3 separate regions of the Homo sapiens genome follow, and all the other regions are linked to region 2. A link is an interaction called in ENCODE POLR2A ChIA-PET data of the cell type or tissue named here. Cell type or tissue: Caco-2. All regions are shown on one strand.

Region 1 (8,000 bases), 99 kb after region 2:
CTCCTGTCTCAGCCTCCTGAGTAGCTGGGATTACAGGCATGTGCCACCAGGCCCAGCTAATTTTGTATTTTTAGTAGAGAAAGGGTTTCTCCATGTTGGTCAGGCTGGTCTTGAACTACCGACCTCAGGTGATCCGCCTGCCTTGGCCTCCCAAAGTGCTGGGATTACAGGTGTGAGCCACTGTGCCTGGCCGGACATTTTCTTCTTTCTACATAGTCTTTCGTTTGAATTCTGTTTTACATTTGTTTCAGCTTCTGTTTTTCATGTATAATTTCCTCAAATGTTGGATGATCTCGGGTTCTCTGCTCATTTTTTAGGATAATAATGAAAAGCTGCCTGGAGCTCTGTGCCCATGAAAGGGCTTATTGAACGTGATCTTCACTGTAGAGTGATCTGACTAGACTATAGAATATTTTCCTGTGGCTGCCATAAGGACGTACCACAAGCAGTGTGGATTAAAACAACAGAAATGTATTGTCTCACAATTTCTGGAGGCTTGAAGTCCTTAATTTCATAATCAAGATGTTGACTGGGCCACACTCCCTCAGAAACCTGTTGAGGAGAATCATTCCTTGTGAATTCCTAGCTGCTGATTGTTGCCAGCACTTCAGTCTACCTCCACACTCTACCTCCATTGTCACATAGGACTCGCCCCTCATGTCTCTGTGTGTCTATTTTGCCTCTTCATCTTAAAAAGACACCAGTCACATAACTTCATTTAACTACATCTTCAATGACCCTGTTTCCAAATAAGGTCACGTTCTGAGGGATTGGGGTTTAGGACTGTGTGTTAGTCAGCTTGTGTTGCCATAACAAAAACCATGGACTGATTGACTTGAACAACAGGAATTATTTTTTCACAGTTCTGGAGACTGGAAGTCCAAAATCAAGTTGCTGCCAGGGTTGGTTTCCTGTGAGGGCTCTTTTCCTGGCTTGTAAGGCAGCCACCCTCCCATATGTCATCACATGGTCTTTCTGATGTGTGCACATGGAGAGAAATATTCCTCTTTTTCCTTTTCATATAAAGACACCAGCCCTATAGTAGGGCTTCACCCTGTGACCTCATTTAACCTTAATTACCACCATAAAGGCCCTAACTCCAAATATAGACACATTTGAAGTTAGAACTTCAACCTGTGAATTTTGGGAAAACCTAATTCAGTCTAGAGCAGATCTTAACACATCTGTTTTGGGAACACCATTCAACCCATAACAACCATTTCTTGGAAAGTTATCAATGTCTATATCTTTAGGTATTTTCTCTTGTGCCAGTCAGATTCTTCAGAGAAGACTCTTCCATTCTGAAAGGTACTTGTTTACCAGCATCCTACTAGGAGAATAAGGCTTGGGGGCGCTCAACATTCAGTTTATAAACTTTTACTCGATCCCTATTAGCCCCACTCTCAGTTGTGCTGGAGATTTGCAAATCCAGAAACCCTCTGATTCACCCCTTTCCAGAGAATAAACATAAGGGTTTCCCTGGGGAAGGAGGGACATTGACAGGCTTCTGGAATGAGAAGGTATCTTGGAGTCTCTCTCCTCCTTAAGCAGATGTACAGCCATCCTTCCTAACTTTAGCACCCCTGTCCTTTTTGTTTTGTTAGACAGGGTCTTGCTGTGTTGCCCAGGATGGAGTGCAGTGGTGCCATCATAGCTCACTGCAAGCTCCACCTCCTGGGTTCATGCGATCCTCCCTCCTTGGCCTCCCCAGTAGCTGCGACTACAGGCACATGGCACCACATCTGGCTATTTTTCTTTTCTTTTTTCTTTTTTTCTTTTTTTTCCTTTTAAGTAGGAAAAAAAAGCTGTTCTTGAGCTCCCGGGTCCAAGCTATCCATCCACCTGGGCCTCAGAAATTGCCAGGATTGTTAGGCATGAACCACTGCACCCAGCCTCTGTAACCCTTTTGACCAGGAATTTTGCCACCATTTCTTTTGGCGAGCTCTGCAGTGTAGAGTTAAGTTGCTTCTCAGTTTTTCCCCCTGCCAGCTTGCTGTTCAGTTTTCTCAGGTCTCCTAACTCAGTTACTACTCATCCATTTCCTTCCTGGTTCCAAAATTCTTATGTTCTCTTCTATATTCTTCTGAGCTTATGCTGTCTTTAAAAATCACTTTACTGTTGTTTTAATATTTGTAGAGGGAGTGGAACTGAATATGTATATTCAGTTTACCATCTTTACCCAAATTTCCAAATTGACTTTGTGAGTGGGATACTTGCAGTTGAGTTACTCTGTGGTATGTATGTATGTATGTATTTATGTATGTATTTATTTATTTAAAGTCGGAGTCTTGCTCTGTCACCCAGGCTAGAGTGCAATGGTGTGATCTCAGCTCAGTGCAACCTCCACCTCGCAGGTTCAAGCGATTCTCTTGCCTCAGCCTCCCGAGTAGCTGGGATTACAGGCACCTGCCACCACACCCAGCTAATTTTTGTATTTTTAGTAGAGACGGGGTTTCACCATGTTGGCCAGGCTGGTCTCAAACTCCTGACCTCGTGATCCGCCTGCCTCAGCCTCCCAAAGTGCTGGGATTACAGGCGTGGGCCACAGCGCCCACCCGATTTACTCTATAATATTAAGTAAGACTTATTATACCCTTAACATTGGTTTTTAAATGTGTTCACTTAGGAAATAGATTTAAAGTAATATATGGCCGGGCATGGTAGCTCACACCTATATCTCAGCACTTTGGGAGGCCGAGGTGGATGGATCAATCGCTTGAGTCCAGGAGTTTGAGACCAGCCAGGGCAACTTGGTAAAACCCCGTCTCTACCAAAAAAATACAAAAATTATCCAGGTGTGATGGTACACGCCTGTAGTCCCAGCCACTTGAGAGGTTGATGTGGGAGGATCGCTCAAGCATAGCAGTTCAAGGCTTCAGTGAGCCAAGATCATGCCACTGCACTCCACCATGGGCAAGAGAGCAAGACCCTGTCTCGAAACATAAAAATAAAAATAAAGTAATACATACTGTCGTTTTTTCAATGCTTGAAAATAACTTTAACATTTAATTGTAGCTGACATACACTGAATTCATGTGTGCTTACTTAAATTAGGTTATTATTTCTTTATAAACCTAATTTTTCATATGTCATGTTTACTATTTTATATGTAATATATACAGCATATCACTTCACTGGTAAAGTAACTGGTACTGTTATAATCATCAAGTGTTTTATATTCTTCACTATGTGTTTTTTTTTGGGGGGGGGGAGATGGAGTCTCTCTCTGTCACCCAGGCTAGAGTGCAATGGCGCATCTCAGCTCACTGCAACCTCTGTCTCCCTGGTTCAAGCAGTTCTCCTGCCTCAGCCTCCCGAGTAGCTAGGTTTACGGTCACCCACCACCACGCCCAGATAATTTTGTATTCTTAGTAGAGATGGGGTTTCACCATGTTAGCCAGGCTGATCTCAAACTCCTCACCTCAAGTGATCTCCCCACTTCAACCTCCCAAAGTACTGGGATTACAGTCCTGAGCCACCACACCGGGCCCTTCATTGTGTTTTCTAAAAACAATTTCTGATCACCTGGGGATTATTACAACAGATCTAACTTTAGGAAAGTAAGTATTAAATTTGAATAAGATTATATAATAGGGGGATTTAAATTAAATGCCTAACAGAGTTTCATCCAAAATTTTAGAATGTGAATTCAAGGAACTCTTGACCCTTCTGAAGTAAATTGAAAGCATTTCCACAGTGTTCACACTAGGATGTAGCTAGCCAACTCACAGCTGCCTGTCCTCTTTTAGCTTCCAATGAAAATGCTTTGGAAAACATACACATAGAAAAAGAAATTCTCACAGTAATACTTAAACCTAAGAGGCTAAGCAATCAGGCTTTTGCTAAAATCTAGGAAGAATGTTACCAACTGTAGTGCCAATGGAAATGGATTTTTTAAACCATTTTAAATGGGACTGAAACAGTTGTTTCCATTAAAGGAAATGTTGCTAAGAAGTAAGTTGGAGGGAGGCCTAGCCACCCCCACCCTAATCCCTAGTGATGGAATAGTTTAAAACCATAAAAGCTACAATAACCAGAAAACTCAACTGCTACCACCCTCACTGCAGGGAGACCTGAATTCAGAGGCAGCCAGTGTTTGCCTTCCCTTTTTCAGAAAACATAGCCTCACTACTTTGAAGAAAATACCAGTAATTTCCACACAGGAGAAATAATCATTGACTATAAGAGAAATCAACAATGTAGTAATAAACTAATTATAAAAAATTGAAATGATAGTAATATATATCATAATTTATATTCTTGACTATAATAGCTGGTTTTCGTTGTTGTTGTTGTTGTTGTTGTTTTGAGGTGGGGGGGTGGTATTGCTCTGTCGCCCAGGCTGGAGTGCAGTGGTGTGGTCAAACTCACCACAGCCTCAACCTCCTGGGCTTCAGCTATCCTCCAACTTCAGCCTCCTCAGTAGCTGGGACTCCAGATGTGTGCCACCACGCCCATCTAATTTTTGAATTTTTTCTAGAGACGGGGGTCTCACTATGTTGCCTAGGCTGGTCTCAAACTCCTAGATTCAAGTGACCTTCCCACTTCAGCTTCTCAGAGTGCTGGAATTACAGGTGTGAGCCACTGCATCCAGCTATAATAGCTTTAAAAGACTATTTTGAAAAGGAAGGAAGAAAAATCAAAAGAATCTGTAAGAAATGTAGCATGAATAAAGCAATATAAGAGCAAAAAATAAAAACAAAATCAGGTAAATTAGTGTATCTAGGAGTTTCTTTGAATAAGTTTAATAAGATAAACACTTGAAATAACTAAGGTATAGGGTAAGATAGAAAAGGACTGAAAAAAATGAAAAACAAGAAAAGAGTTTAAGCAAGCAGTACTAAATTTAAGTGACATAGAAAATATTAAACTACCTATAATTTTTATTAAAAAATGGGCCAGGCACAATGGCTCATGCCCGTAATCCCAGCACTTTGGGAGGCCAAGGCAGGAGGATCATTTGAGCCCAGCAGACCAGCCTGGGTAACATAGCAAGACCCTACCTCTACAAAAAAAATAAAAATAGCCGGGCATAGAGACATGTGCCTACAGTGCCAGCTGCTTGGGAGACTAAAACAAGAGAATCACCTGAGCCCAGGAGGCTGAGGCTGCAGTGAGCTGGGATTATGCAACTGCACTCCAGCCTGGGGGACAGAGTGAGACCCTGCCTCTAAACAAATTAAAAAGAGTATTTTCTAATAATATCAGATAGACCTATTTTTTCCTTTTCAGCTAAAGATTATATTATTTATGCAATGACATTTCCCCTTTCACACAATACTGGGATCTGTCTTTGGAATACCCAGACATGTACATCATCTTTCCATTATGTAATTTTAAAAATATAGTGCTTTACCAACTACAGCTGTAATAATCAGATTGTCAACCAGATTGCCATCACACCGTGAAAGGTCCTCCTAAAAATATAAAAGCTAGAGCTATTCCTGAAGATTGTAGCTAAATACATAAAATAAAATCACTCTCCAAAACGTCATAACTTTAAAAGCACCCAAAATGTAATGGAAATGTAAAATGATAAAGTTTTTTTGAAAAACTATAAAAAAATTAAAATGCATTGAAATGTATTATACAAATATTTACCTTAAATTTTGTCTCTTGGCTACGTGTGGCAACTCACGCCTGTAATCCCAGCACTTTGGGAGGCTGAGGTAGGAGGATTGCTTGAGCCCAGGAGTTTGAGACTAACCTGGGCAACATAGCAAGACTCTGTCTCTACAGAAAATAAGGAAAAATTAGCTGGGCGTGGTGGCATGTGCCTATAGTCCCAGCTACTCAGGAGGCTGAGGGAGGAAGATCGCTTGAGCCCAAGAGTTCCATGCTGCAGTGAGCTATGATTGTGCCACTGCATTCTAGCCTGGGTGACAGAGCAAGACCCTGTATTTAAAAAAAAAAAAAACTCTTGCTATTAGAAGAGAGTTTTTAAATTGTATTTTTAAAAATTCTTTTATCTGCTCAATTGTTAGCTATGAACAGTGCCTCTGAGAAGTATGCTAAAGGTTCAGCTCCTTTTTTTTTTTTTTAGCTTTTTGGTATTTTTCTTTTAAATGATGATGTGCCCAAACAGTATTATGAAACTAAGGGTACATTTTAAATGTTTACACTGAACAGATTATCTCACAATACCAAGTTTGTCTTTTCTCTAAACCCAAGGCTCTTACATTCTCTTCGGAAATGGCACCACCTTCCTCTAGTTGATATTGTCAGAACATGCACAGCACAGCCTCTCACTGCAGTGCTTCTCAAAATTTAATGATCATGCCAGTCCCCTGGGATTCTGCTAAAATGCAGATTCTGATTTAATAGTTCTGGCCTGAGCTTCAGATTCTGCATTTCCAACAGGCTTCCAGGTGATGCCAGTGCAGCTAGTCTGTAGACCACAGTTCACATCACAAAGATTCTGTGCATGTCCTCAACTCTGGTTACATATCAAAACCACTGGAGGAGCTTGACTTTTAAACATCTGTCTGCCCTCTCTCTGCACCTTGTGATAATGAGGCCTCAGAATCTATATAACTGTTTGTAATCACCACATGATTCCTATCCACAGCCAAGTTGAAAACCACTGATTAAGCAGTATATTATTTTATTGTGGCACTCAGGCAACCCTTCACTACACCTTTACTACACTGTGTGCTTTTAAAAACATATATGTTGATGTAAACGAATAGTTGATTTTAGAAACATCTTATGTAAATTGATTGATTAACAACTTGGAATATATTATAGAAAAATAATATTTTAGTAAAATTAACTATAAGATACAATTAGGGGAGTAAGGCTATTGAGTAGGACTTCCTCCTAGTTTCCATTTTTTGTGGCTGGCTCTAGACCAAATGTCTCCGTCAGTGAAGTGTCCCTTTATAATCACCCACCCTTCTTTCATAGCTTTCTGCAGCCTCTGTGTACCTGTTTCCTTAGGCCTCCACTGTGGCACTCAGGCAGCCCCTCTTTACCCATGTATCCTGTATTCTGTGCTCCGTTACTTGCTGCCCTCCCACTATCTCCCACTCACCTAAATGTGAACTTTCTCTCTGTGTGGTTGATTGCACATGCCTTTGAAGAGAAGTAATTTGATAACACAGGTTTGTTCTCGGTCATGATGGAGATTTTGTCTTCCTGGAGTTTTTTTTCTTTTTTGTTTTGAGATGGAGTCTCGCTCTGCCACCCAGGCTGGAGTGCAGTGGCACGATCTCAGCTCACTGCAACCTCCGCCTCCCGGGTTCACGCCATTCTCCTGCCTCAGCCTCTGCCTCCCAAGTAGCTGGGACTACAGGCGCCCACCACCACACCCAGCTAATTTTTTGTATTTTTAGTAGAGACGGAGTTTCACTGTGTTAGCCAGGATGGTGTTGATCACCTGACCTCATGATCCGCCCACCTCAGCCTCCCAAAGTGCTGGGACTACAGGCGTCAGCCACGGTGCCTGGCCCCCGGAGTTTTTTTTCTATCAGTCTTTGCTTTCTCAGGAAGACCATGTGGTCCTACTATTATAAGGGCCAGTTCTTGACATTTAAATACTTACTGTATGTTTAAAGTATGCTGTCAAACCTACTATAAAGCAACAGTAGTATATAGGGGCTGTTATGTTCCCTAAAGAATGGAATTTTTCATTTACTAAGTCAGCCATAGCCTTGCCAGACACCTAGAGAATGAAGCATCTCTTTTGGTGGCTCGGTTAATGTCCTTTGTGGAAGGAGCCAGATGGAGTCGACTGTGTGAAGTTAGATAAGGCCTAGGTGCCTAAGAAGTGGGACCAAGACCAAGAGAAAGAAGGAAGTAGGATGACAGTTTGGTATGGGAACTAAGATAACCAGTAGGATGGCTGTGTAGTCCAGTCTATATTTGAATAGTCTTTTTTCCCATGCTAAAATCCCGAGAAATTCTGTGTGGTCCTGTTAAAAGGGAACTGTGTCTCTTACAAATGCTTATTATCCCAAATAAATCAATAGAACTTTAAATAATATAAAAAGTGAAGTATG
Region 2 (8,000 bases):
GAGCAAAACCTTGTTTCTAAAATAAGTAGACAAACAAAATTTTAAAATTAAATTAAAAACATTTTTTAAAAGACCAGGCATGGTGGCTCACACCTGTAATCCCAGCACTTTGGGAGGGTGAGGCAAGAGGACCACTTGAGGCCAGCAGATCAAAGCTGCAGAAAGAAATCTCTAGACAAGGAAGAGGGGAAAATATGCAAACTAAAAGGAATGAGAGGGGTGACATCACTACAGATTCTACAAATATTAGAAGGATAAAAGAGAAAGTATAAAAAACTTTATACAAAAAATTCATCAATTTACATGAAACAGAAATTGCTAAGAGACACAAACTGTAGACCTCTCTCAAAAAGATATAGACTGAAGATCTAAATAAGTGGAGAGATATACCATGTCCATGCATCAGTATTAATAATATTCTAATAAGACTCAATAAGATTCTAATTCTCTCCAAATTGATCTGCAAATTTAAAGCAATCCCAATCAAAATGATGGTATTAATTTTTTTTTTGACACCGACAAGTTGATTCTAAACCCAAATAAGTTAAGATGAAGAAACTGGAACAGCCAAAACAATTTCAGAATGAAAAAATTGGAAGACTCTTTATATAAAATATGCTATCTTATATTAAGTCTTACTATATAGCTGCAGTAATCAACTCACCATAATGTTGGCAAAAAGATAGATATACATAGATGAACAGAACAAAATAAGAGAGTCCAGAAATAGACCCATACTTATATGGTCAATTGATTTTTCAATAAAGGTAAAAATGCAATTCAACAGAGAAAGGATGATCTCTTCAACAAATGGTGCCGGAACAATTTGTCATCCATATGTCAAAAAAAAAAAAAAAAACAACGAACCTTGACCCATACTTTGCAGCATATACTGAAACTAACTTAAAATGGAGCATAGATCTCAACGTAAAATATAAAGCTAAAAAACTTTCAGAAGAAAACAGGAGGAAACATTTTGTGACACTGGGATAGGCAAAAATTTCTCACCTGCAACACCAAAAGCAAGATTCATAAAACTAAAAATTAAACATAGTTAAAATTAAAAACTTCTGCTCTCCAAAGGTCACAGGGTGAGGTAAAATATTGGCAAAATGCATATCTGATAGAGGATTAATATCTAGAATATTTAAAGAACTTTCAAAACTCAATAATAAAAAAAACAAATTTTTAAAAATTGGGCAAAATATTTCAACAAATACATCACCAAATAAGATATGCAAGTGGCAAATAAGCACAAGAAAAGACACTCAACATCATTAATTATCAGGGAAATGCAAATTAAAACCACAATGAGATACCAAGTGTAAAGGAAGATAAGGAACAATCAGAACTCTCATACAGTGCTGACTGGAAGTGATTGCCACTTTGCAAAAGAGTTTCTAATAAAGTTAAACGTATACTTTTCATATGACCCAGTAAAGGAAGATGAGGAACAATCAGAACTCTCATACAGTGCTGACTGGAAGTGACTGCCACTTTGCAAAAGAGTTTCTAATAAAGTTAAACATATACTTTTCATATGACCCAGCAATCCCACTTTTAGGTATTTACCCAAGTGAAATAAAAACCTATGTTCATAAAAAAACCTACCTCTACACCCAAATGTACATAGCCGCTTTATTTGTAATTGCCAAACACTGCAAACAACCAAAAATGTCCCTCAAATGGGAAACAGGCAAACTATGGAGTGCTACTCAACAATAAATGAAATATTATACATGCAACAATATAGATATGGATGAAGCTCTGCGTTTGGCGAATCCTCAAAACCACCCTCAGAACTCACTAGAGAGACTCATAAAACTCAAAAGAAACATTATACTTTTGCTTACTGTTAATTACACTAAAATGACAACATTAAAATCAGCAAAGGGAAGAGGGGCATAGGAGACAGCAAGCACAAGCTTCCAGTTGTCCTCTCCCGGTGTAGTCATGCAGGCAGGGCTTATTTCTCCCAGCAACAACATATGCACAACATGCAGGAAATACTGGCAACCGGGAAGCTCACCTGAGGCTTAGTATTTAGGGTTTTTACTGGGGCTATTTGCATGGCTGACCTTAGTCTCCAGACCCCCCAGAGGTCAAGCTGATAACCACATGGTGCATACCTACAGTCCTAGCTAGTTGTGAAGCTGAGGCTGGAGGATCACTTGAGCCCAAGTGTTCAAGGTTACAGCGAGCTATGGATCCTGCCACTGCACTCCAACCTCCAACAGAATGAGACCCTGTCTCAAAAACAAATGAACAAAAACCACTAATAAAGAAAACTTTTTGGTCTTAATATAAGCAAGAATTGTTCTATTCCCTAGCAGGTGTTTTGTTTTTATCATATAGACACTGAATTATATCACTGACCCAATTTTCTTTCTATGTAGGCTGTTAGAACATTTTATGCTATACACTTTTTACGTATTATATAATTTTTTCAGCTTTTTGTTTCAAAAATTTTCAAACTTAATGAGAGAGAGAAAAAGAAGAATGAATACCCACATACCCTTCATGCAACAATACCAACAAATTGCCAATCTTATTTCTTCTCTTTTTTTTTTTTTTTGGCTGGAATGTTTTAAAGCAAATCCCAGATGTCGTATCATCTCACCCAGGAATAGTAAAGAAAGTATCATTATCCATTAAAGACTTTTCTTTAAAGTAACCCTACAATACCATTATCACATTTTACAAAATAAGCAATAATTCTTCAGTATCATCTAATAAGTAGTCCATACTCAAATGTCCTCAATTACCTCAAAAATGAAATTTTTGCCATTAGTTTGTGTAAACCAGAAACAAAACAAGAACCACACATTGCATCTGATTGATAAGTCTCTTTAAATCTCATTTAATCTCATTTAAGTCATTTGTCCTGGAGAATTTCCCATATCCTAAATTCAGCTAACTGTTCCCTCATGGTATTAATTTACTATTCTATTCCCCATATTTCCTGTAAAGTGGTAGTAAGATCTAGATCTAGAGACATGATTCAGTTTCAATTTTTTGGCAAAAATAGTCCATAATAGTCCATAGGTGATACATGTACTTTCCTAATCCATTACATTAGGACACACATAATGTCTTGTTGTCCCACTGAGAGTGACACAGAAATAGCAGAACTTCTTAAATTTAATGACATATGAGACCCAGATTTCTACTTTGAAAGATTCAGACAATAATGATCCCAGTAACCAAAAACAGGGAAGAGATTTTTGAGAAGACTAAATATTATCAGTGGATTTCTTTGGGTGATAGATTTGCCAAATATATATTTTTTAATTTGTTCCAGTTTTCTGATTTTCTAAATATGGTACTCTAGAATACCATTACAAAAAAGAATGAATATCTATTACTTTGACAATTTTTTTAAATCTTTAAAGAATTACACTATATAGTTAGTTGTAGTCCAGAGTTTGTCAAATGAGACAACAATGTTCTGTGGCCAATATAAAAGGTTTTGATCCTGTTGGAAAGGGTCCCATTTCACCAAGATGCAAATGACCTACAAAGCCCATCTTTTGCAACCCTGTGCGGGTCTCCTAAATACATTCGATGGGAGCACTAATGAATCCTCCAGAAACAGCCTAAACTATAGTTTGATTTTTTTTTTTTTTTGAGGCAGTCTCATTTTGCTACCCAGGCTTGAGTGCAGTGGTACAATCATAGCTCACTGTACTTCGAACTCCTTGGCTCAGGTGATCCTCCCACACTGGCCTCGCAAAGCACTGGGATCATAAGAATGACACACCACACCTGGCCTAAACTATAGTTTTATAAAGCCAACACAACTCCAGGGACTGGCACCCTAGAATGGCAGCAATGAAAGCTGTGAGCACAATGGTTACAGGACCAACGCATTTAAAGCTTCCTTCAGTGGATGTTATTGACAATTTAAAAGTACTATTGTAAAAAAAAAAAAAAAACTATTATTCATCACAGCCAGTTTGAATGCCTATAGATAGAGGCACCATTTCTGACAGAAAGCACTGTGGATGCAAACTTATTTTTGCTACATTGCTGTTATATCACTCAGTTAAAAAAAAAATGGAAATGGCAAATGAGAAAGCCCAGGACTCTGGCTATAACTACAAAGGAAGAAAAAGTTCCTTTTTGTGACTACCAACAACAGTCCTTTCCTTACTTTCATTCTATATCACAGGATATTAACTTTCTGGAGAAGAAATGGTAAGCATTTTCATCGCCTACCATATAATTCATATTTATATGTAAGAGAAATTATGTTTAACATAACCACATTATAGACTCATCAGAACTAAGTATCATTATTTGTAAATTTTACAAATGCCACTCATGTGTTGACATTATAAAATTAGGCTAATCATATCATAGACTGAATCCTCAAATGTTTTTACTAAATTCAACTTCTACCTGCTGAGAAACTATAAGTATTTTTCTTCAGGAACTAAATAGGATTTCCTTGTATTATAGGTACTGCTAATAAATGAAGTTCTCTTCTTTAGCTGATAAATAGCTGTAGAATGAAATAGTTTTTAAACTTTAGATAAAATTTTCAGATTTGAAAAATAATTGATCCCTTATAGTTTTTTAAAGTTCACTTGGAAATTACGGTGATATTAACAGAATATGACAATATGTACAAACACATTTATTGCAGATACCATATCTACTAGACAGAATATTTATATCTTTAAAATAGTGGACACATTTCCTTTTATGAAAAACTGATTTTTTTTTTTGCTTTTTTTTCCTTTTAAAAATATGAGCAGTAATCACATTGACTAAACAAACAGCCTTTCTTAATTCTGTGGCTTTGAGACTTCACTTAGAAGCTTTATTTAACAAAAGACATTTCTGAATAAACTACAGTCAATTATAGATTATCTAAATGTGGCTTATTAACTGTGTATTTTAAATGTCTTCTCCTGCCACCCAGAACATTTTTGGATCTCTTCCATAACCTCACTTAGTAGATACAAACACTTCTTTCAAAAATAAATTAATCTCCAGTTTATTCAGACCATTTTGAGGACTGAAAGAGGTAAAAATCAGGAGAGAAAACAAACCCCCAAAACAAGGTAGTAAGACACACAGGGAGGAAGAGACAAACAGGAGCTGGAGGAAGTGGAAGAGAGGAGAAGAGAACCTACGGCAGAGAAAGAACTGTAGGTTTCCCTTGGATTAAAGACTCTTCAAAGCTGCATGGAGAGGGAGGGAAATTCCAAGTTTTTGTTCTTTTACATCCTCATCTAGATGTATGACGAACTCACTGTACAGTACATTCCAAAGCTACAAGTACATTTCAAAATTATATGCCTTTCATTTTATTTTTGGCTATATAGTAAGTCCCCACTTAATGTTGTGGATAGGTTCTTGGAAACCGCAACTAAATGAAAGGAGTACAGAAGGTTCTCCAAAGTTGTTTCAATCAACCTCATTTCCTTACGACATTGATGAGGAAAAAAAAATTGGTTTCATTATACATTGTTTCACTTTTTAAGTAGACGTTTCCAAGAACTTACCAAGACATTAAGGACTTAACTATTCACTGATGTGTTCTAGAGACAAGTAAATAATCAGAAAGTACTTAAACATTCTTGGTTAAATGTCAGTATAATATTTTAATAATATTGTGGTTAAGACAGCAAATGAGCCAGGCATGGTGGCTGACACCTGTAATCCCAGCACTTTGGGAAGCTGAGGCAGGCGGATCACCTGAAGTCAGGAGTTCAAGACCAGCCTGGACAACATGGCGAAACCTAGTCTGTACTAAAAATACAAAACTTAGCTGGACACAGTGGCATACACCTGTAGTCCTAGCTACTCAGGAGGCTGAGGCAGGAGAATCGCTTGAACTCAGGAGGCCAAGGTAGCAGTGAGCTGACATCGCGCCACTGCACTCCAGCCTGGGTGATAGAGCAAGACTTCATCTCAAAAAAAAGAAAAAAAAGAGAGAGAGAGAGACCCCAAACTTGAGCTACATTGCCTGACTTCTAATCCTAGCTCCACCATTTACTAGCTGTGTTACCATGCAAATCACTTGATCTCTCTGTGCTTTCTTATCTATGAAATGGGAATAATTCCTATATAAAGAAGCTGCTGTGCGTGGGGATCACATAATGAACACATAATATATGCATAGAACATAGTTGAGCAAAGGAAGCACTCAATTAACTATTGCTAAGAAAGGTCAGTAACAGCCCGTTTGCTTTTTTAAGAAATCAATGAAATGCTTCCTAATTTTTGAAAAATTAAATCTGTAATTACTATGTATGGTTAATCTAATCAATCATGACCATTTTGAAAAATCTCCAAATAACTCTAGTCTAAATAATTATCATCATAAAGGAACTCATCTCAAATTATAACTATAAAATCTAATGTAAAGTAACTATATGTCAATCAAAATAGTCTTTAAAATTGGTCAACTGGATTGTTCATTATTCATCATGAAAACAAGTAATTATCTGAGAAATTTACTAATTTTAGTTCCTCCATGAAAACCAATAGAATTTCAAGAGGATAAAACACCATTGTCAGTTACAGATAAAGTATGATAGATTAAAACAATCCAGACATTTCTACAAAGTATTTACCACAAAACATACCATAACATTAGTTTCCAAGTGAGCGGTTGCATAAGTCTAGATCAGAAAGTCTTAGCCTTCGCACTAGTAACATTTTAGGAAACATAAGTTTTGGAGGGGGAGGCTATCCTCTGTGCATTTTAGGAAGCTGAGCAGCACCCCTGCCTCTGCGCATTAGATTTCAGCAGTACCTACCTCCCCAACTCTCACCCTCCATGTGACAACCAAATGTGTCTCCAGACATTGTCAAATGACAATTGCTCTACTTTGTGAGAAAATTTTTGTTTATAACAAAGTAGCATTATAATAACAACCAACTTTCTCCCATCCCTCCCCCTTTTGCCATTTTTTGAAAACTTCACAAAAAGATGGATTATCTTCCCCAAATGCATTTTAGTATCTTGATTATACTTGCAAATGATATTGCTGCTGGCATCTATTTTATACTTACCTGATTCTCTGCAGAACCCAAAATAATGTAATTCATTTCTCAATAATGTATGTATACATTTTAACTGTGATTCATTTTTAATTTGTCCTTTCTTCATTAGGATTAAAAATTTTAATATCTTAAACCAGACACATTATGTTGCCAATCACTAGCACAGTACTTCAGTAAATGCACTAATACTTCTCAGCATGTCATAACTACTAAGCCTCTAATAAGCATTTAGCATGAATTATATCATTTAGTCCTAACAATAATCTGAATACATATTATCTCTACTTTTTCAGGTGAGGAAACTGAAGCTAAGAAAGAATAACATGCCTAAGTTATGAACATGACTTCACAGTGATAGGAAGTGACAGAACCAGGACTGGATTGCAAGCTTCCAAAGGCAGTGTTTATATTCACTAGCTGGGCATGGTGGCTCACTCCTGTAATCCCAGCACCTTGGGATGGATGGATGGATGGATGGATGGATGGATGGATGGATGGATGGATGGATAGATAGATAGATAGATAGATAGATAGATAGATAAGATAGATAGATAAGACAGACAGATAAAAATAAAAAAATTCACAACACCAGAATGATCCTAAGAACCACCATTTCAAAAACTCATAATGGACTTCGTATTTTTTGAGATCATACTGCTTTCCTCATTGAATAATTTTCAGTATGTAACTTCTAGTGTATGTAACTTTTCCAAATATATCCCTTTTCACGCTATTTATACCCTCCCACTTCAGAGCAAGCACAGCACTTATTTGAACTTCAATAGTGGCCTTTGTGATAGGATAATTTGTAGCTGAACTTGAGATTTTGTTAAAAAAATGGAGTTGAAAACATAAGATCTTGATGATCAAACCAATAAAAGCAGTGACAACCCTACTTTTACTGTCTCTTAACTTAAAAAAAAAGGCAAGAATAGATGTTTTACTGTCTCTTAACTTAAAAAAAATTGGCACTATCCATG
Region 3 (8,000 bases), 230 kb before region 2:
TAAGAGAATTGGACTTTCTATTTATTTATTTTGAGAGAGAATCTCACTTTCTATCTGCAGTGCCCCTCCCAGCAATCTGCCCAGGACCACACTTTCCCACCAACTTATGGTTTCTACAACACTGGAAAAAGTAAGATCAAGGTGGACAACCAGCTTCCCTACCACCTGGGGTTTTCTGGCAGGAGATCTATCCCTGCCTCAACTGACAGGAAGCATCAGGAACACCCAAAGGGAGAAATATCCCTGAGGACAGCCAGAAACAAAGGAAGCAGAGAAGGACTACCATCCCCAGTCCTGGAAACTCTGCTCCATAAATTAGACAAAGGAGATGCCATATCAGAGTGGCAGTTCAGCAGCACCATGCTGTGGAGATTAGTTCCACAGGTACCCGAGGCACAAACCCCTAGCTAGTCTTCGCACTACCAGGATATTCTCCACTTTGGGACCACTGCAATTTGGGACTCCTGGCACTCCTGACTGTTTACTAGAACCAAGGCAAATCTGGGCTTAAGATGTCATTTAGTGCCGAAAAGGAGGCAGCAAACTACTGGGGAAAACAAGAAAGGTAAATTATTTAAAAAGTCTAAGCAAAAATATCTAATTAAAGCCAAAACACGCCAGTCAGAGAAGTCTAGAATAACCAATCCTTCAATGCAAAGACATAGACATACATCCAAAAGAAACAACAGCAAACAGGGAATCATGACATACCCAAATAAAGCAAGAAAACAGTGATTGACCCTAACAAGGTGGCACTGTGTGAACTCTTAAATGAAAAATTCAAAACAGCTGTTTTAAGAAAACAGAGTGATCTCCAAGATAACACAGAAAAGCAATTCATAAATTTATCAAAATCAGCCGGGGTGGTGGTGCGCACCTATCGTCCTCAAGAGACTGAGGCTGCAGTGAGCTACAATCACGCCACTGCATTCCACATCACCCTGGGTGACAGAGCAACACTCCTTCTCTTAAAAAAAAAGGGGGGGGGAGGGGGGAGAACAATTAAAAGAAATTAAGGCTGGGTGCGGTGGCTCACGCCTGTAATCCCAGCACTTTGGGAGGCCAAGGCAGCCGGATCACTTGTGGTCAGGAGTTCGAGACCAGCCTGACCAACATGGTGAAACCCCACTTCTACTAAAAATACAAAAAGTAGCTGGGCATGGTGGCAGGTGCCTGTAATCCTAGCTATTCGGGAGGCTGAGGCATGAGAACCTGAACCCAAGAGGTGGAGCTTGCAGTGAGCAGAGATCGTGCCACTGCACTCCAGCCTGGGCAACAGAGTGAGACTCTGTCTCAAAAAAAAAAAAAAAAAAAAAAAAGAGAGATTAAAAAAAATTATGAGAGAAATTTAACAAAGAGATTGAAATAACAATTTTTTAAAACCAAATAAAAACCTTAGAATTGAGAAACATATTTTCTGAGCCAAATATTTCATTAGAGGCTGTATTATTAGTCTGTTTTCACACGGCTGATAAAGATATACCCCAGACTGGGCAATTTACAAAAGAAAAAGATTTAATAGACTTACAGTTCCACATGGCTAGGGAGGCCTCACAATTATGGCAGAAGGCAAGGAGGAGCAAGTCATGTTTCACATGGATAGCAGCAGGCAAAGAGAGGGAGCTTCTGCAGGGGAACTCTTTTTTTTTTTTTTTTTTTTTGAGATGAAGTCTTGCTCTTGTCCCCCAGGCTGGACTGCAGTGGCGGGATCTCAGCTCACTGCAATCTCTGCCTCCCAGGTTCAAGCAATTCTCCTGCCTCAGCCTCCCAAGTAGCTGGGATTACAGGCACCTGCCACCACGCCTGGCTAATTTTTGTATTTTTAGTAGAGAGGAGGTTTCACCATGTTGGCCAGGCTGGTCTCGAACTCTTGACCTCAGGTGATCCTCCTGCCTTGGCCTCCCAAAGTGCTGGGATTACAGGCGTGAGCCACCAGCCCGGCCGGGAACTCCTCTCTTTAAAGCCATCAGATCTCGTGAGACTTATTCACTATCACAAGAACAGACACACTCCAGTGATTCAATCACCTCCCACTGGGACCCTCCCAGGACATGTGGGAACTGTGGGAGTTACAATTCAAGATGAGATTTGGGTGGGGACACATGCAAACATATCAGAGACTTTCAACAACAGAATGAAGAGAGGAAAGAATCAGTGAGCTCAAAGATAGGCTATTTAAGAATCCTGTCAGAGAAGAAAAAAACAACAATGAAAAGAAATGAAGATAACCTAAAAGACATATACAAAATTACCTAAAAAGACCAAATCTAAGAATTATTGGTATTTAAGAGGAAGTGGAGAAACAGCAGAAAGTGGAAAGCAATAATAACAGAAAACTTTTCAAAACTTGAGAAGGAGATAAAATCCAGGTAAAGGAAGGTCAGACATACCAAACAGATGTGACCCAAATAAGACTACCCCAAGGCATATATAATAATCAGACTCTCAAAAGGTCAAAAACGAAGAGAGGATCCTAAAAGAAGCATGAGAAAAGTAAAAACATAGAGATTCAATTTGGCTCCCAACAGACTTCTCAATGGAAATCATACAGGTAAGAAGGGAGGGCGACAACATTTTCAAAGTGATGAAAATAAAAATAAAAAACAAAACAAAACAAAAACACTGACATGCAAGAATACTGTCTCTAGCAAAGCTATACTTCAAATAAAATGGAGAGAGAATTTTTTTTTCCTAAGAAACAAAACCTGAGAGAATTTATCACCACCAGACTCATCTTACAGGAATGTAAGATATAAGTTCTTCAATCAGAAAGAAAAACAAATAATGTACAAAAAAGAAAATATTTAAAAATATAAAAGCTACTGGTAAAATCAAATACACAGACAATACAATGCCATGAAACAAGCCTCAACAAATTCAAAAAAGCGAAAATCATACGGCAAACTGTCTTTTCTGACCACAACAGAATAAACCTAGAAATCAGTAGCAAGGGAAACCTCTGAAAACACACAAATACATGGAAATTAAACAACATGCTCCTGAACAACGAATAGGTCAATAAAGAAACTTAATTAAATTTTTTTTAATTTCTTGAAAAAAATGAAAACCAAACACAAAATCTACGGGATTTGGCAAAAGCGATACTAAGAGGAAAGTTTACAGCAATAAACATCTATATTTAAAAAGTAGACTTCAAATATACAACGCAACAATGCACTCCAAGGAACTACAAAAGAACAAACTAAATCCAAAATTAGTAGTAAGAGGGACATAATAAAAGTGAGAACGGAAATAAACTGAGACAAAAAAAACAAAAACAAAAACAAAAAAACAAAAAACAGAAGAAAATTTTAAAAAAATGAAAAGCTGGATTTTGAAAAGATAGATAAAATCAATAAATATTTAGCTAGACTGAGGAAAAAAAGGAGAAGACCCAAATAAATTAGAAATGGAAAAAAAAGATATAGCTGAGACCTCAGAAATACAAAGACTCATTAGAGACTACTATCAACAACTATACAAGCTAACAAATTGAAAAACCCAGAAAAATGGATAAATTCATGGACACACAACCTACCAAAATTGAACCAGGAAAGAAAAGAAAACCTCAACAAACCAGTAACAAATAATGGAATCAAAGCCTTAATTAAAAATCTCCCAGCCAGGCATGGTGGCTCAAACCTGTAATCCCAACACTTTGAAAGGACAAAGAAGGTGGATCACTTGAGCCCAGGAGTTCAAGACCAGCCTGGCCAACATGGTGAAACCCTGCCTCTACAAAACATACAAAATGTATGGTTGTGCATGCCTGTAGTCCCAGCTACTTGGAGGTTGAGGCAGGAGAATTGCTTGGGCCAGAGAGGCGAAGACTGCAGTGAGCCAAGACTGAGCCACCGCACACCAGCCTGGGTGACAGAGCCAAAAAAAAAAAAAAAAAAAGAAACAAAAACCTTGCATCTTTTCCCATTTCTTTTCCAAAGAAAAGTCCAGGATCTAATGACTTTACTACTGAATTCTATATGAATCATACTCAAATGCATAAAACAAAACAAAACAAAACAAAACAAACAAAGAAGAGGAGGGAATACTTCCAAACTCATTCCTTGAGGCCAGTATTACCCAGACACAACAAAAAAAGGAAACTATAGGCCTGGTACAGTGGCTCATGACTGTAATCCTAGCACTGTGGGAAGCCGAGGTAGTGGATCACTTAAGGTCAGGAGTCTGAGACCAGCCTGGCCAACATGGTGAAACCCTGTCTCTACTAAAAATACAGAAATTAGCTGGGTGTGGTGGCGGGCGCCTGTATCCCAGCCACTCAGGACGCTGAAGCAGTATATTTTACCACAATTAAACATTTTTATTAAAAAATTTAGCAGAAGGCCAGGCACGGTGTTTCACACCTGTAATCCCAGCACTTTGGGAGGCCGAGGCAGGTGGATCACAAGGTCAGGAGATCGAGACCAGCCTGACCAACATGGTGGTCAAGTTGCTAACACAGGGAAGTTTTTCAAACCCCAAAGAAAAAGCAACCAACATGGTGAAACCCTGTCTCTACTAAAAATACAAAAATTAGCTGGGCGTGGTGGCAGGTGCCTGTAAACCCAGCTACCCCGGAAGCCGAGGCAGGAGAATCACTTGAATCCGGGAGGCAGAGGTTGCAGTGAGCTCAGATTGTGCCACTGTACTCCAGCCTGGGCAACAGAATGAGACCTCATCTCAATAGATAGATAAATAAATAAATAAATAAATAAATAAATAAATAAATGACAGGGAATAATGATGGACACTGTTGAATATGTGGGAAAAGGGGAACCTGTACGCTGTTGGTGGAAATGTAAATTAGTAGCGTTATTGTGAAAAACAACATGGAAACTTCTCAGAAAACTAAAAATATAACTATGATCCAGCAGTTCCACTACTGGATATACATCCAAAAGAAATAAAATCAATATATCAAAGAGATAGCTGCATTTCTATGTTTACTGCAGCACTATACACAATAGCCAAAATATGGACTCCACCTAAGTGCTCATCAATGGACGAATGATATAGGAAATGTGGTATACGTACATAATGAATATTGTCCTGGCCATAAAAAGAATGAAAACTTGTTATGTGCCACAACATGGATGGAAGTGGAGGTTATTACGTTAAATGAAATAAGCGAAGGACAGGAAGACAAATGATCACATGTTGTCACTGATATGTGGGAGGTTAACAAGTGGATGCTTGGCCAGGAGTGGTGGCTCACGCCTGTAATCCCAGCACTTTGGGAGGCCAAGGCGGGTGGATCACCTGAGGTCAGGAGTTCAAGACCAGACTGACCAGCATGATAAAACCCTGTCTCTACTAAAAATACAAAAATTAGCTGGACATGGTGGTAAGCGCCTGTAATCCCAGCTACTCAGAAGGCTGAGGCAGGAGAATCGTTTGAACCTGGGAGGCAGAGGTTGCAGTCAGGTGAGGTTGCACCATTGCACTTCAGCCTGGGTGACACAGTGAGACTCCGTCTCAAGAAAAAACAAAACAACAACAACAAAAAGCAGATGCTTAAAGATAGACAGTAGATTGGTGGTTACCAGAGACCTGTTAGGGTTGGGGGAGGGAGGATGAAAAGAGTTTGATTAATGGATATAAATATACAATTCAACAGAATAAATAAGACCTATGGTTTATAGATCAGTAGGGTGACTATACAGCACAACAATCTATTGTGTATTTCCAAATAGGTGGAAGAGAATAATTTGTTTATGGCATAAAGAAAAGATAAATATTGGGCCGGGCACAGTGGATCATGCCTGTAATCCCAGCACTTTGGGAGGCCAAGGCAGGCAGATCACAAGGTCAGGAGTTCCAGACCAGCCTGTCCAATAAGGTGAAACCCCGTCTCTACTAAAAAATACAAAAATTAGCCAGGCGTGGTGGCGTGCGCCTGTAGTCCCAACTACTCGGGAGGCTGAGGCAGGAGAATCGCTTTAATCCGGGAGGCAGAGTTCGCACTGGGCCAAGATTGCACCACTGCATTCTAGCCTGGGCTACAGAGTGAGACTCCATCTTAAAAAAAAAAAAAGAAAAAAGAAAAAGACAAGACAAATATTTAAGGTGTTGGACATCCCAATTACAATGATTTGATCTTTAGAAATTATATAAATGTATTAAATTATCACATGTACCCCCCAATACATGTACATCTATTATGTATTGATAATTTTTCTTTTTTTTTAAGAGACAGGGTTTCCCTCTGTTACCTAGGCTGGTGTGCAATCGCATAATCATAGCTCACTACAGCCCCTTCAACTCCTGGGGCACAAGTGATCCTCCTGCCTCAGTTTTCCAGGTAGCTGAGACTACAGCCACACACCAAAATTAGCCATGCCTGGCTGATTTTATTTTTTTGTAGAAACAGGGTCTTGCTATGTTGCCCAGGCTAGTCTTGAACTCTTGGCCTCAAGTGATCCTCCTGCTTTGGCTCTTAAAGTGGTAGGATTATAGGCTTAAGCCACTGCACCAAGCCAAAAGAATTTTTAAATATAAATACAGATAAGTACGTATATTTATAGACAAGACAAGATGAGGAAAAGATACCTTGGAAGTGATCAAGACTAATAAAAACAAATCAGCAGTTCAACGCTCATTTATAGTGCTGGTAGTGGGTATCACTAATTAACTGCACACTCTTACTTAGCCAGGGTAGAGCCTCACAATGCTTCCCAACACTAACATGCCAAGCAGATGCTACCAACTGATGTAAAATTTCCTGACTGATATATATGCAATAAATATTAAGAAAAATTCTTAACACTAGGTTTTGTTAAACACTGGAAGGAACTGTTAATATGTGATGGAACTTAATGACCTTGAAAAACGATATGGATGTGCGATGAGAGAAACAGTTAGAAACTCATCCTTTGGAGGTGGGTTAGGTATGGTATTTTTGCTTTTATTTTTGTTTTTAAGGGAGAGTATCTCACTCCGTTACCCTGGCTTGAGTGCAGTGGCACAATCATAGCTCACTGCAGCCTCGATCTCCTGGGCTCAAGCAATCCTCCCACCTCAGCCTCCCAAGTAGCTGGGACTACAGGTGCATGGCACCACATGTGGCTAAATTTTTATTTTTATTTTTAGAGACAGGGTCTCGTTATGTTGCCCAGGCTAATATCAAACTCCTAGCCTCAAGTGATCCTCCTGTCTCAGCCTCCCAAAGCACTAGGATTACAAGCATAAGCCACCATAACCAGCCTAGGCATGAGCCACCACAACTAGCCTAGGTATTGCGTTTTTCAAGTCCACATACTGGATGTTTTGGGCCTTTTGGCTTGAAGACTTTACATATACAAAGAGATCTCATATATCGTGTTGTTGATTCATCCTTGTTATACAGAATTCAACATTTACAAAAATGGCTATTCCATAAATGGCAAATGGGAAAAGGGCTGTCAATTGGGAATTAGTTCCATATATTGTACTGGACTCTCAGGCAAAGAACATCTGAAAAAGCACTGGGTATTTTTGTTGTTATTGTGATTTTTTACTAAAATAAATGCATTGCATTTATTTTAAAAATACCTTATTACTTTACACAACTGACAGATACATTGGAATATATTAGTATTCCTATTTAAGTGCAAATGTGAAAGATTCCTCATTTATAATTAACAACTTTTATTAAATAACTAGGTCTAGACAGCTAAGAATACTTGAGTGAAGCAATCTGAAGAAGATATTAGAAGAATTTGATCTGGAATTAGACTGGACTGAAAGGAGATTGTGGACAGCCAGGAGAAAACACCATAGTATCTAAAGACTCAGGAGGAAGCAGAACTATTATAACCATTCAGAAAGGAAAGACAGATACTATACTTTCTCATATTTAGGATGCTGAAAGCACCTGGTATGCCACATAAATACTTTGCTGTCTGTTGCCCACTTCTTCGTCAACTTGGCAAGATTATTTTAAAGGCTTCCACTTGGGTGGCTGAGGTGGGCGGATCACAAGGTCAGGAGTTCAAGACCAGCCTGGCCAACATGGTAAAACC

What was found. ChIA-PET counts read pairs that join two places held together with the same protein. Peaks named below come from ENCODE experiments on the same cell type or tissue, not always from the same donor. Only the 100,000 strongest peaks of a DNase experiment are listed, where the experiment ranks them.
Region 1: POLR2A ChIA-PET joins it to region 2 with 6 read pairs; 3 of 35 experiments call an interaction of 5 or more read pairs at or near these places.
Region 3: POLR2A ChIA-PET joins it to region 2 with 5 read pairs; 3 of 35 experiments call an interaction of 5 or more read pairs at or near these places.

Annotation. Positions count from the first base shown.
Region 1 is chr10:63,575,841-63,583,840 of GRCh38, forward strand. The region is part of intron 2 of REEP3 (receptor accessory protein 3); the gene reads left to right. Among named protein-coding and RNA genes, the nearest start is that of REEP3, 58 kb to the left of the region's middle. In Caco-2, no CTCF peak of the experiment used is centred here; no DNase peak of the experiment used is centred here.
Region 2 is chr10:63,476,712-63,484,711 of GRCh38, forward strand. It overlaps a transcript of JMJD1C not described here. Among named protein-coding and RNA genes, the nearest start is that of JMJD1C, 15 kb to the left of the region's middle. In Caco-2, no CTCF peak of the experiment used is centred here; a DNase peak (open chromatin) is centred at 3,725.
Region 3 is chr10:63,243,839-63,251,838 of GRCh38, forward strand. All of the region lies in intron 3 of JMJD1C (jumonji domain containing 1C), which reads right to left. Among named protein-coding and RNA genes, the nearest start is that of NRBF2, 110 kb to the left of the region's middle. In Caco-2, no CTCF peak of the experiment used is centred here; no DNase peak of the experiment used is centred here.